Regions from separate parts of the Homo sapiens genome. Here regions 2 and 3 are each linked to region 1. A link is an interaction called in ENCODE POLR2A ChIA-PET data of the cell type or tissue named here. Cell type or tissue: A673. All regions are shown on one strand. Region 1 overlaps MAP2K5 (mitogen-activated protein kinase kinase 5). Region 2 overlaps MAP2K5 (mitogen-activated protein kinase kinase 5). Region 3 overlaps MAP2K5 (mitogen-activated protein kinase kinase 5).

Region 1 (4,000 bases):
CCAGGATGGTCTTGATCTCCTGACCTCATGATCTGCCTGCCTTGGCCTCCCAAAGTGCTGGGATTACAGGTGTAAGCCACCACATCCAGCCAACCTACAGCTCTTAAGAATAGCTCCAGGGGCCAGGCGCAGTGGCTCACACCTGTAATCCCAGCACTTTGGGAGGCCAAGGCGGGTGAAACATGAGATCAGGAGATCGAAATGAGCCTGGCCAACGTGGCAAAACCCTGTCTTTACTAAAAATACAAAAAATTAGCTGGGTGTGGTGGCGTGTGCCTGTAGTCCCAGCTACTTGGGAGGCTGAGGGCTGAGGCAGGAGAATCGCTTGAACCCAGGAGGCGGAGGTTGCAGTGAGCTGAGATCACACCACTGCACTCCATTGTGGCAATAGAACAAGACTCTATCTTAAAAAAAAAAAAATAGCTCTAGAAACACTGAAATGATTTGATTTTTTTTTCTTGTTTGTTTTCAGCTTCACTCGAAGCCATAGACAACAGCACAACAGATTAGGCAGAAAGATTACTTTTAAGGAGGTAGTTATATTTATGCTTATTTTAATGCAATATCAAGTTATGGAAAACAAACAGCAATTGAAGGCATACAGCTTTTCATTCAGTTCACTTAAAAACATCACAGCCTTTCTTCTGTAAGCAAAGCACAGAAAAGATGAGTCATTAAAGTGATTGATTATAAATGGCAATCATCAGGGCAGATGTAAGTCATTTTGGTTTAATCAGGGCATTAATTATTAGGGTTTATCAATTAGTTTTATTGAAGGCAAGGGAGCTCAAATGAATACTAGGGCATTGATTTTAACTGAGACATTTTCTCAAAGAAAATACAAATGAGGTGTGTTGAAGCCTGGAATTATGGGTCCTTTTCATACCACTAAAGAGAAATAAGTTTCTTCTACCGCAACACATAAACCTTTAGTGAAAAAGCAAACTAACTTATTCTCCTTTTGCATTAAAAATATCAAGTTTAGGTGTTTCCTAATTTAAGGTTTGGGTTTAAGCTATCTTGGCCAAGAGATGACTATCATTTTGGAAATAGTAAGATAAAGGCACAATGTAAAGTGGCTCATTTTTAATATCCAATACTCCTTTTTTCATTTTAAAAGATTTAGTCATTTTATGCAGTAGGCTTTTATAGGCATCAAAATAGATTCCTGTGGGTCAGATTCCCTTAAAGGAAGCAGAGTGATGCCCTGGAAGGTGCCGCTGCATACTGACTGTGAGACTGGACGAATCATTTAAACCTCTCTGAGCATACATGTACGTGTGGGTGTGTGTACTCACAACACTCACATGCTCAGTGTTGAGCACACAATTTCACTTAATTCTCATAACAATCCTGAATTCTCACTGACAACCTTGCCAGTGTTGGAAGATCAGATATCATCCCTGATCTTGTACATCATATCCTGTATATGATATCCTGATATCTGATATCTTGATATCTGATCTTCCTACATTGACAAGGCTGTTAAGAGAATGAAGTGGGCCTGTGTGCTTAGCACTGCTGGCACAGAGCTAGAGGTCAGTGAAATGTTGAATGAATCAGATGAATGGGAAAAACATTTTGTAAACTTGAATGTACCAAATATACTATAAAGCTACTGCTTTGTAGAATCAGTAATGATGACTTCCACTCTAGGAAATCAGGATGTGGATCATTTAATACATTGGCTCATATCCAAATGCTAAATGAGGTTAACTTTCATTATACCAGCTCCACCTGAAGGCAGGCTTCTTCTAGGGTAGCAAGTGTGTTCAGCTGGGATCACAGACGAGTTAACATTATCCAATCACAACATGTGTCTCCTGTCACAATACTGTCTCACTCCTTCAGTGAGATTTCACAGTAAGCTGGGCTTTTTAACGATGATGCAATAAATCTTTGAGTTGCAGCAGTGACAGCCCAAGTAGATAATAGGTGGTTATGATGCAGTTCCATCCAATAACTTGAAATGCTTAGAAGATTATTAGAAAAATATCAGTGAGCAGAAAGAATGGAAGAGTTTACTAAAAGAGCCTTCTGTCATGCTAAGGATAATAGTAGGTGGTTTTAGGTAAATAAAAATCAGCCTCAAAGTGTCTTTAAAACTTAAACATAAAGCTATCATATGACCTTTGTAGTCACTATGTGGTCACTCTTTAACAAAGTATGAAACATTGGTTCATTATACTAATCATATAATATATACCAATGGTAAAATAATTATTTCTTCTCAAATCTGATATGTGCTAGATGGCCTGATAAACTATGATTTACAAATATCTAAAGAAATATACCAATTCCACTCCTAGGTATTTACTCAAGAGAAATGAAAATACAGAACCACATAAAGACTTGTGTATGAAAAGTAGTATTATTCATAATCGTCCCAAAGTGGATACAATGCCAAATATCCCTCTACTAGTAAATAAGCAGACAAAATGTGATATATCCATACAATGGAATACTATTCAACAATAAAAAGGAATGAACTATAGACACATGCTATAATACAGACACATCTCAAAAACATCATGCTAAGTGAAAGAAGTCAGGCACAAAGATTTCATGTGGTATGTTTCTGCTTATATAAAATGTCCAGAAAAGGCAAATCTGTAAAAGTCAGAAAGTAAATCAGTGGTTCCCTGGGGCTGAGGACAGGAGCAGGGAGTGATTGCCAATGAACATGAGGACACTTTTTTGGGGTGATGAAAATGTTCTAAAACTGGATTATGGTTATGGTTGCACAACTTTATAAACTTACTAAAAATCACTGAATTGAGTAGATGAATTTTATGGCATGCAAATTATATATCAATAAAGCTGTTTTAAAAAATCAACCTCAAAACACAACTTGATTTCTCATTACCATGACTAATTACTAATAAATAAATTGATAATCCATAGTTTCTGCAGGTGCTTTTGTGGTCACTGTGGTCACTCTCTTACCCTATAACAAAGTATGAAAGATCAGTTAATTACATATACTATATATCAATGGTAAAATGGTTATTTCCTCTTAGAACTGATATGCTCTAGGCCTGATAAACCGCAATTACAAATATTTAAAGAAAGATATTAATTTTAAAATGTTACTTTTGTGTATTTAAGATTATTTCAAGAAATGAGTAAGGCTATGTCTATAAAATGTAAAAACAACTGATTCAAACATGAAAAATTTGGTCCACCAACCATAGTTGCCTCAATAACCGCAAGTAGCTGCTCTGATTTTCAGGCTGGACTGATTTTTTCCCCCCACTGAATTGGCCAAATTGACTGTGGAAATTGGTATCGTGTTGAGACAACCCATGTTGCCACCCATAACTGCCTCACGCAGGAAACTGTATCTTTACACATTCTGCATCAATTAGCCATTAAACAATCCACATAAACAGCATCAAGCAGAAGCTTGCTAATAAAGGCCAGAGCCTCAAGAGCATGTGCTTTCCCAACATCTTCACAAAAGGGCTCCTCCGCCCACTGCCCAGCCCCTGCCCCCAGCACAATCAGGGGTCAGGGTGGGAGGTTACCCTTGGCTAGGATCTGGCTGGGTGCCGAGGGGGCTGTTCAAAACAAATAAAAGCTCCTTCACAAAACTACAGTTGGAGTTACTTAATGTGCTTTGTATAGGGACCCAAACGGTAATTTCCTTGTAAGATTAGTTCTTTTTTTTTTTTTTTTTTGAGATGCAGTGTCACTCGGTTGCCAGGCTGGAGTGCAGTGGCACGATCTCACCTCACTGCAACCTCCGACTCTCAGGTGCAAGCAATTCTCCTGCCTCAGCCTCCTGAGTAGCTGGGACTACAGGTGCTCACCACCATGCCCCGCTAATTTTTGTATTTTTAGTAGAGATGGGGTTTCTCCATATTGGCCAGGCTGGTCTCAAACTACTGACCTCATGATCCTACCGCCTCGGCTTCCCAAAGTGTTGGGATTACAGGCGTGAGCCACTGTGCCCGGTGTCTGGTAAGATCAGTTCTAAAGAAAATTGTGATTTTTGTAT
Region 2 (4,000 bases), 130 kb after region 1:
TTTTCATTTGAATATGGACACACATAACGTTCCACTCATTCAACAAGTGTGTTCCTCTAAGGCAGCAAGCTCATTACTAAGAAGAGAGAAAGAGTGGAATAAAACATCGTACCTATCACTAAGTGACTCAAAATGTAATGAGGGAAGTTAACATGCACACACACACCAGAAGGCAGGTTGAAGGGGTTCCCTGCTCTAGTAAAGGTGCAGAGAGATTAATGCCATCTGGAATCACCGGAGGTTTCATTGAAGAGACGCCATTTCTCAGAACTGGAGAATCTGTAACATTACCTGACCTTTCCCCTCTTTTCCACTCACTCAACTCTTTTTCTCTACATTTATACAAAACAGGTACATTTGACAGCTACCCTATCTCTTGTTGCTTAATTCATATCACTAACTATAACACCATTTCTTTTATATAAGATATCAATTAGTGTTAGGTATATTTTCAGTATTAAATGTATTACTATAAGGCCAGGTGCGGTGGCTCACACCTGTAATCCCAACACTTTGAGAGGCTGAGGAGCATGGATTGCTTGAGCCCAGGAGTTCAAGACCAGGTTGGGCAACATGGCCAAAGCCCATCTCTACAAAATATACAAAAGTTAGCCAGTGTAGTGGCATGCACCTGTAGTCCCAGCTACTCAGGAGGCTGAGGTGGGAGGATTGCTTGAGTCTGGGAGGCAGAGGTTGCAGTGAGCTGAGATCGCACCACTGCACTCTCCAGCCTGGGTGACAGAGCCAGACCATTTCAAAAAAACCAAAAATGTATTACTATAAGTATTTCTTTTATTAAAGTTGTATTTATTCAAGGGTTGTTCCATTATACCCATAAGCCACTGAAATATTTCCAAAATTCCTTATAAGCTATATCTTCTCAACTATTTCTTTTTTTTTTTTTTTTTTTTTTTGAGATGGAGTCTCGCTCTGTCGCCCAGGCCGGACTGCGGACTGCAGTGGCGCAATCTCGGCTCACTGCAAGCTCCGCTTCCCGGGTTCACGCCATTCTCCTGCCTCAGCCTCCCGAGTAGCTGGGACTACAGGCGCCCGCCACCGCGCCCGGCTAATTTTTTGTATTTTTAGTAGAGACGGGGTTTCACCTTGTTAGCCAGGATGGTCTCGATCTCCTGACCTCATGATCCACCTGCCTCGGCCTCCCAAAGTGCTGGGATTACAGGCGTGAGCCACCACGCCCGGCCTCAACTATTTCTTAAACATAGATTCCATTTATTGGTTCGGATTTCTGGTTCAGAAAAAAAAGTCACCACAAAATAATCATGAAAAAAGCCAGCCTAGGATTTCAAGTCTATAGTGGAAAGTACATGATAATCCAAACACAAAACAACTAAGAACTGTCATTATTTTGTCTGTGGGTATGTTTTGTATTTATTGTTTTTCATTTAAAACTGGCCCACATGAAGATGGGCACAGAGCTGCTGCCATTGATGGGGCAAAAGAAAGAGCATGATATCACAGAACGTAAACCTGGAGTAGTAGAGGTTTATCTATATTTACACTTAACAGGCTTTTGACACACTTGGGGATAAAGAGTGCAAGTTTTATAGTCAAAAAGATGTGTGTTTGAACCTGGGCTTCACCGTTCCAAGCAATCACATTCAGCAATCATTTCAGGCCTCTAAGCTTCGTTTCCTCACAGGTATAATTTTCCTATTTCACAGACTCAGTATAAAGATTACTAACAACTTAGGCAAGTCATCTAGTACACTGCCTGGCACAGAGCAAGCTATCAATGAATGATAGTTAAAATAATCAGTATTATTATTATTATGAACCCTAACTGGAAGCCAATGAGGCAGGCACAGGCACATCAAGCCACTTTGGGGATCCGAAAAGCAAGTAAAAAGTACAAAGTAAACTTCTTTTTACCATGCTTAAGAACAACCAGAATATATGATTTCAATAATTATGACAACTCTCAAAACAAGTCCAGTACAGTGGTTGAGAATATACACTCTGGAAACTACTCCAGAAATTCCACTTTACCACTTAACAGCTGAGAGACTTTCAGCAAGTTGCTTAAAGATTTCCTTTCCTCAACCAAAAAACAGAGCTAATAATGTCCTTTTAAGTACTTCGTGGGTACAGTGGCTCACACCTGTAATCCCAGCACTTTGAAAGGCCAAGATGGGACTATCACTTGAGGCCAGGAGTTCAAGACCAGCCTGAGCAACACAGCAAGACCCCGTTTCTACAAAAAAATTTTTTTAATTAGCTAGGTGTGGAGGTGGGTGCCTGTAGTCCCAGCTACTCGGGAGGCTGAGGCAGGAAGATCACTTGAGCCCAGGAGTTTAAGGCTGCAGTGAGCTATCATCATGTCACTGCACTCCAGCCTGGGCAACAGAGCAATACTCTGTCTCAAAAAAATAACGAGTACTTCGTGGGGATCTTGTGATGGTTAAAAGAAATAAGATAACCCATGGAATGCTCTTAGCAAAGCATCTGTCAACAGTAAGTACTCCGAATGTTAACTATCAGACTGTCCATGAAACCCGTGGAACCTGCAAGGAGTTACTGCAAAGAGTCTGAATAAAGCTTGCAACACTAGTATGTATTTCAGACAGATGTACTATTTTTCTATAGTACAGAGTTCAATGTGACTAATAAAATACTAATTACATTGAGTTCTACTCATTATAGCTTTTAAAAACAGGCAATGATTGTTGAAAAATGTTCAAACAATAGAGAAACATACAAAGTAAAAAGTGTGATCATTCATCCACCCCCTCCCGCCCCCACCAACCCAAGCCTCAGGCCCCAAGTCCACTTTACAGGGTAAGTCACTGGAAAGTACTGTAGTAGGCACTCTTCAGATCCTATCTTTCAATACACACATAAAGTTGGGGAAGCGTGGTTGGATATTTTACAAAATGGGATCATACTATATGCATTATTTGTTTATTCAACAATATTTCACAGATATCTTTCCGTACAAATGTAAAAAATCCTAACTCATTCTTTTTAGTCACTGTTGAATGCTTTGAATTATAGACAAATAGTAATTTATTAATCCATTATAATAGGCATTTAGTTTACCTCTAATTTTTTGCTATTGAAAATAATCCCACAAGCCTGAGCCAGGAGGTCAAGGCTACAGCAAGCTGTGATCTCACTACTGCACTCCAGCTTGGGCAAAAGAGTGAGACCCTATCTCCAAAATAAATAAATAATCCCACAGTGGGCCAGGCACAGTGGCTGACATCTATAATCCCAACACTTAGGGAGGTCAAGGCAGGAGGCTCACTTGAGGCAAGGAGTTCAAGACTAGCCTGGACAACATAGCAAGACCCCATCTCCACATAAAATTTAAAAATTAGCCAAGCATAGTGGTGCATGCGTGTAGTCCCAGTTACTTGGGAGGCTGAGGTGGGAGGATTGTGTAAGCCCAGGAGTTCAAGGTTACAGTGAGCTATCATGCCACAGCATTCCAGTCTAGGCACCAAGGCAAGATCCTGTCTCTAAAAATAACAATAATTATCATCATGATCTCACAATGAACACTTTGTTTGATGGGCATTCAACAAATGTGTAGCTATTTCTGTTGAACTGCTTCCTGACAGTGGATCTGCTAAGTCAAAGGTTTTGCACATTTTATATGTTGATAAGAAATGCCTAATTATCCTCCAAAAAGGAAGTACTCATTGTATTCTCTGTAAGTAACCATCTTCATAAAAAACAGAAACAAAAAAGTATCCTATTGTGGAAAAACTGAAATTTTTCTACATTAAGAAGTGACCCTCTGGCCAGGTGCAGTGGCTCACACTTATAATCCCAGCACTTTGGGAGGCTGAGGTGGGTGGATCACTTGAGGTCAGGAGTTCAAGACCAGCCTGGCCAACATGGCAAAACCCTGTCTCTACTAAAAATACAAAGATTACTTGGGCATGGTGGTGCACACCTGTAATCTCAACTACTCAGGAGGCTGAGGCATGAGAACTGCTTGAACCCAGGAGGCAGAGGTTGCAGTGAGCTAAGATCG
Region 3 (4,000 bases), 110 kb after region 1:
GTGGATCATGAGGTCAGGAGATCGAGACCATCCCGGCTAACAAGGTGAAACCCCGTCTCTACTAAAAATACAAAAAATTAGCCGGGCACGGTGGCGGGCGCCTGTAGTCCCAGCTACTCGGGAGGCTGAGGCAGGAGAATGGCGTGAACCCGGGAAGCGGAGCTTGCAGTGAGCCGAGATTGCGCCACTGCAGTCCGCAGTCCGGCCTGGGCGACAGAGCGAGACTCCGTCTCAAAAAAAAAAAAAAAAAATATATATATAGGGTTACTGTGAGGCTCAAAAATTAAACTGCAGCAATAAAATTAGTGAAGGCACTTGGTAAACTGTAATGCATTATTAGTTAAGAAATTTAAAAGTACACCTCCTCATATTGAAACAATATTAAGCAAACTTTCTATCTTAGAAGTGTTGCAGCATTTAAAAATGCAGAAATAATTATATAGAGTATGAAATATTGTGTCCAAACTGAATACATCAGCAGCAATTATAAAATATGTTTTCTCCTGTTACCCCTTGCATAATCCGTTACATGCAGTAACTGCAGCGATAATCAATAAGCTAACTGGGTAAAAGATCAATCAGCTTTGCAATTGCTAATGGAATCTCCAGTACTAGACTCAGATTAGTTTCAGAGTCCCTCTGAGCTGTTCTTCAAAATTCTTCAGTCATTTTAATAAGGATGTGACAAAGTTTAGCATAGTTACCAAAAATCTAATTAATTTGAAACAGAGGGCCAGATTCAACAAGGGGATAACAAGTACAATTTTTTGCTTTGTTTTGTTTGCAAGTTTACTACAGTGTTCATATTTGTTATAAATCTAATTCTAATGCTAATGGCACAATTCAATCAATAATTACATTTTTTTCTTCATGGAAATCTGCCATATTTTTTAAAAAACTTGAGTTCCAAAACAGCACAGTTTAAGTTTATGAGGCACAAATTTTCTATTAAGAAAGAGAGAAGGATGGAAGCAGTGGCTCATGCCTGTAATCCCAGCACTTTGGAAGGCCAAGGCAGGCAGATCACCTGAGATCAGGAGTTCAAGACCAGCCTGGCCAACATGGTTAAATCCTGTCTCTACTAAAAATATAAAAATTAGCCAGGCGTGGTGGTGTGCACCTGTAATCCCAGCTACTCAGGAGGCTGAGACAGAATTGCTTGAACCCAGGAGGCAGAGGTTGCAGTGAGCCGAGATCGTGCCATTGCACTCCAGCCTGGGCGACACAGCAAGACTCCATCTTAAAAAAAAAAAAAAAAAAAAAGAAAGAAAGAAAGAAAGAAAAAAAGAAGAGAAAACAGAGACAGAGATAGAGAGATAGAGATAGAGGGAGAGAACTAACCCTCACTCATTGGATACCTATGTGTGTTAGGCTCAGCACTACATATCTACATTTATTCACTTAGTTTTTTACAATCCTATCCTATTCTATAAGTATCATCACCTCTATTTAACAGATGAAGCAAATGGTTTATCAGTAAACAAACAAACAAAAAAATTACTCCTTTCATTCTAGGCCATGCCATGCACTCAGGGCATAAAACGTATATTTATTGCTTACAAGTTAAGAAGTAGGTTATCTCATATTTCTCATACCTCAAAACATTTACCTAAATAGGTAGGGTTACCTGGTAGACTGCTGAGCTGGTGGAGAGCTGTGGCTTCGCTCACACCCTGTGCAGGTTAGGTTATATCCTCTGATCTTTCAGAGGCTGGCGAAGCAGTGTGAAGACATCTGTGCTGATGGGTGACCTAGGTGACCTCTGGCTCTTTCTTTGGCAACAACCACTCCCCCACTGCCCTCCCCCGCCCCGCCACCTCCATGGGTTTTCCTACTTCTCCAACCACTCCATTCGGTTTCCTGTAAGTGGTTATTACCCCATCTCTCCTTTAAATGCAGGATTTCCCCCACTGTTTTTCATTAGCCTTCTCATTTTACACTCTCCTTGAGTTACTTTAGCCACTTCAAAGTTTCAACTACCAGAGGAATCACTGAGACTAATTAGGAGCTGATGAATCACAAATCTTTATTTCCAGCCCAGATTTCTCTCCTAAGTTCTGAAACATAACCAGTTGATTGTGCAGAGCCTCCTCCAATTCAACAGGTCCAAAACTGATTTCCTCTCCTATCCCCTATCAGACCCTAGACCTGTCTTCTGCTGCCTGGGTTTATGGTCTCAGGAAATACCATCACTATGACCCTGTTTCCCAAACCAGAAATCTGGAAGTAATCCAAACCATCTCTCTTCTCTTCTCCCCCGTATTTAACCACTAAATTTTATTTTATTTTGTTTTATTTTTATTATTATTTTTTGAGATGGAGTCTCACTCTGTCGCCCAGGCTGGAGTGCAGCGGTACGATCTCGGCTCAGTGCAACATCCGCCTCCCAGGTTCAAATGATTCTCCTGTCTCAGCCTCCTGAGTAGCTGGGACTACAGGCGCCCGACACCACGCCCAGCTAATTTTTGTATTTTTAGTAGAGACGGGGTTTCCCCATGTTGGCCAGAATGGTCTCGATCTCTTTACTTCGTGATTCGCCCACCTCGGCCTCCCAAAGTGCTGGGATTACAGATGTGAGCCACAGCACCTGGCCTTATTTTGTTTTTTTGAGATGGAGTCTTGCTCTGTCACCCAGGCTGGAGTGCAATGGTGCGATCCTGGCTCAATACAACTTCCGCCTCCTGGGTTCAAGTGATTCTCCTGCCTCAGCCTCCCGAGTAGCTGATACTACAGGCGCCCACCACCATGCCCAGCTAATTTTTGTATTTTTAGTAGAGATGGGGTTTCACCATGTTGGCCAAGCTGGTCTCAAACTCCTGACCTCACGTGATCCACCCACCTTGGCCTCCCAAAGTGCTGGGATTACAGGCATGAACCACTATGCCCAGCCTACTAAATTTTATTAACTTGACATCCTCCCCACTTCTCAAATCTGTTAACTTCTCACCAGTCCAGTGACCACCATTGTCTTTCACAAGGAACAGCCCCCTAAGTGGCTTCCACGCTTCATAAATTCTCTACCCCAAGCCACTCTTGAGAAATACTGTTATCAGAAAGGGATCCTTATCCATACCCCAAGAGATGGTTCTTGGATGTCGTGCCAGAAAGAATTTGGGGTAATTCTACAGAGTAAAGTGAAAGCAAGTTTATTAAGAAAGTAAAGGAATAAAAGAATGGCTCCACCAATAAACCCAGTCAGAGCTGGGTGTTCCCAAAAGCAAGAGGAGGAACACATCTACCTTATGTACAATGTTTGTTTATATGTAAAATAACAAAGCAAAAAACCATATGGAGGAGATGCGCTGCACTACAAGGCTGGTGACACAGGATTATTCATCTTTGTGTAACTACTGTCTTCCACAAGAAGATATTATTATTTAAAGATATTATCTTTAAAGCAAAACTCAGAATGCTTTTGTTCTTAAGATATCAGGACATCAGGACATTTCCTTGGTCTGTTAAGTCCTGAATCTGTTTGGTAAATGCTATTAACCTGTTCCCTTAACTCTAAACATCCTGTAACTAAGAATGCCTGACTTCCTGGGGCTGCGGCCCAGCAGGTCGCAGCCTCATTTTACCCAGCTTCTATTCAAGATGGAGTCTGATATGGTTTGGATTTGTGTACCCGCCCACAAATCTCATGTTTAATTGGAGGAGGGGTCCTGTGAGAGATGACTGGATCATGGGGGTGGATTTCCCCCTTGCTGTTCTCATGATAGTGAGTGGATTCTCACGAGATCTGATGGTTTAAAAGTGTGTGGCAACTCCCGCCCCACCCTCTACCCAACTGTCTCTCCTGCCACCCTGTGAAGAAAGTACTTGCTTCCCCTTTGTCTTCTGCCATGATTATAAGTTTCCTGAGGCCTCCCCAGCCATGCAGAACTGTGTCAATTAAACCTCTTTTCTTTATAAATTACCCAGTCTCAAATAGCTCTTTATAGCAATGTTGTTAGAGGCATTTGAACCAGAGCAACTCCATCTTGAGTGAGGGCTAGGAAAA

What was found. Peaks named below come from ENCODE experiments on the same cell type or tissue, not always from the same donor. Only the 100,000 strongest peaks of a DNase experiment are listed, where the experiment ranks them.
Region 2: POLR2A ChIA-PET joins it to region 1 with 5 read pairs; 3 of 35 experiments call an interaction of 5 or more read pairs at or near these places.
Region 3: POLR2A ChIA-PET joins it to region 1 with 8 read pairs; 3 of 35 experiments call an interaction of 5 or more read pairs at or near these places.

What each region holds. Positions count from the first base shown.
Region 1 is chr15:67,678,643-67,682,642 of GRCh38, reverse strand. The region is part of intron 13 of MAP2K5 (mitogen-activated protein kinase kinase 5); the gene reads right to left. Among named protein-coding and RNA genes, the nearest start is that of MAP2K5, 140 kb to the right of the region's middle. In A673, no CTCF peak of the experiment used is centred here; a DNase peak (open chromatin) is centred at 1,882; H3K27ac peaks cover 1,703 bases.
Region 2 is chr15:67,550,834-67,554,833 of GRCh38, reverse strand. All of the region lies in intron 2 of MAP2K5 (mitogen-activated protein kinase kinase 5), which reads right to left. Among named protein-coding and RNA genes, the nearest start is that of MAP2K5, 10 kb to the right of the region's middle. In A673, no CTCF peak of the experiment used is centred here; no DNase peak of the experiment used is centred here; H3K27ac peaks cover 562 bases.
Region 3 is chr15:67,573,180-67,577,179 of GRCh38, reverse strand. The region is part of intron 3 of MAP2K5 (mitogen-activated protein kinase kinase 5); the gene reads right to left. Among named protein-coding and RNA genes, the nearest start is that of MAP2K5, 32 kb to the right of the region's middle. In A673, no CTCF peak of the experiment used is centred here; a DNase peak (open chromatin) is centred at 1,969.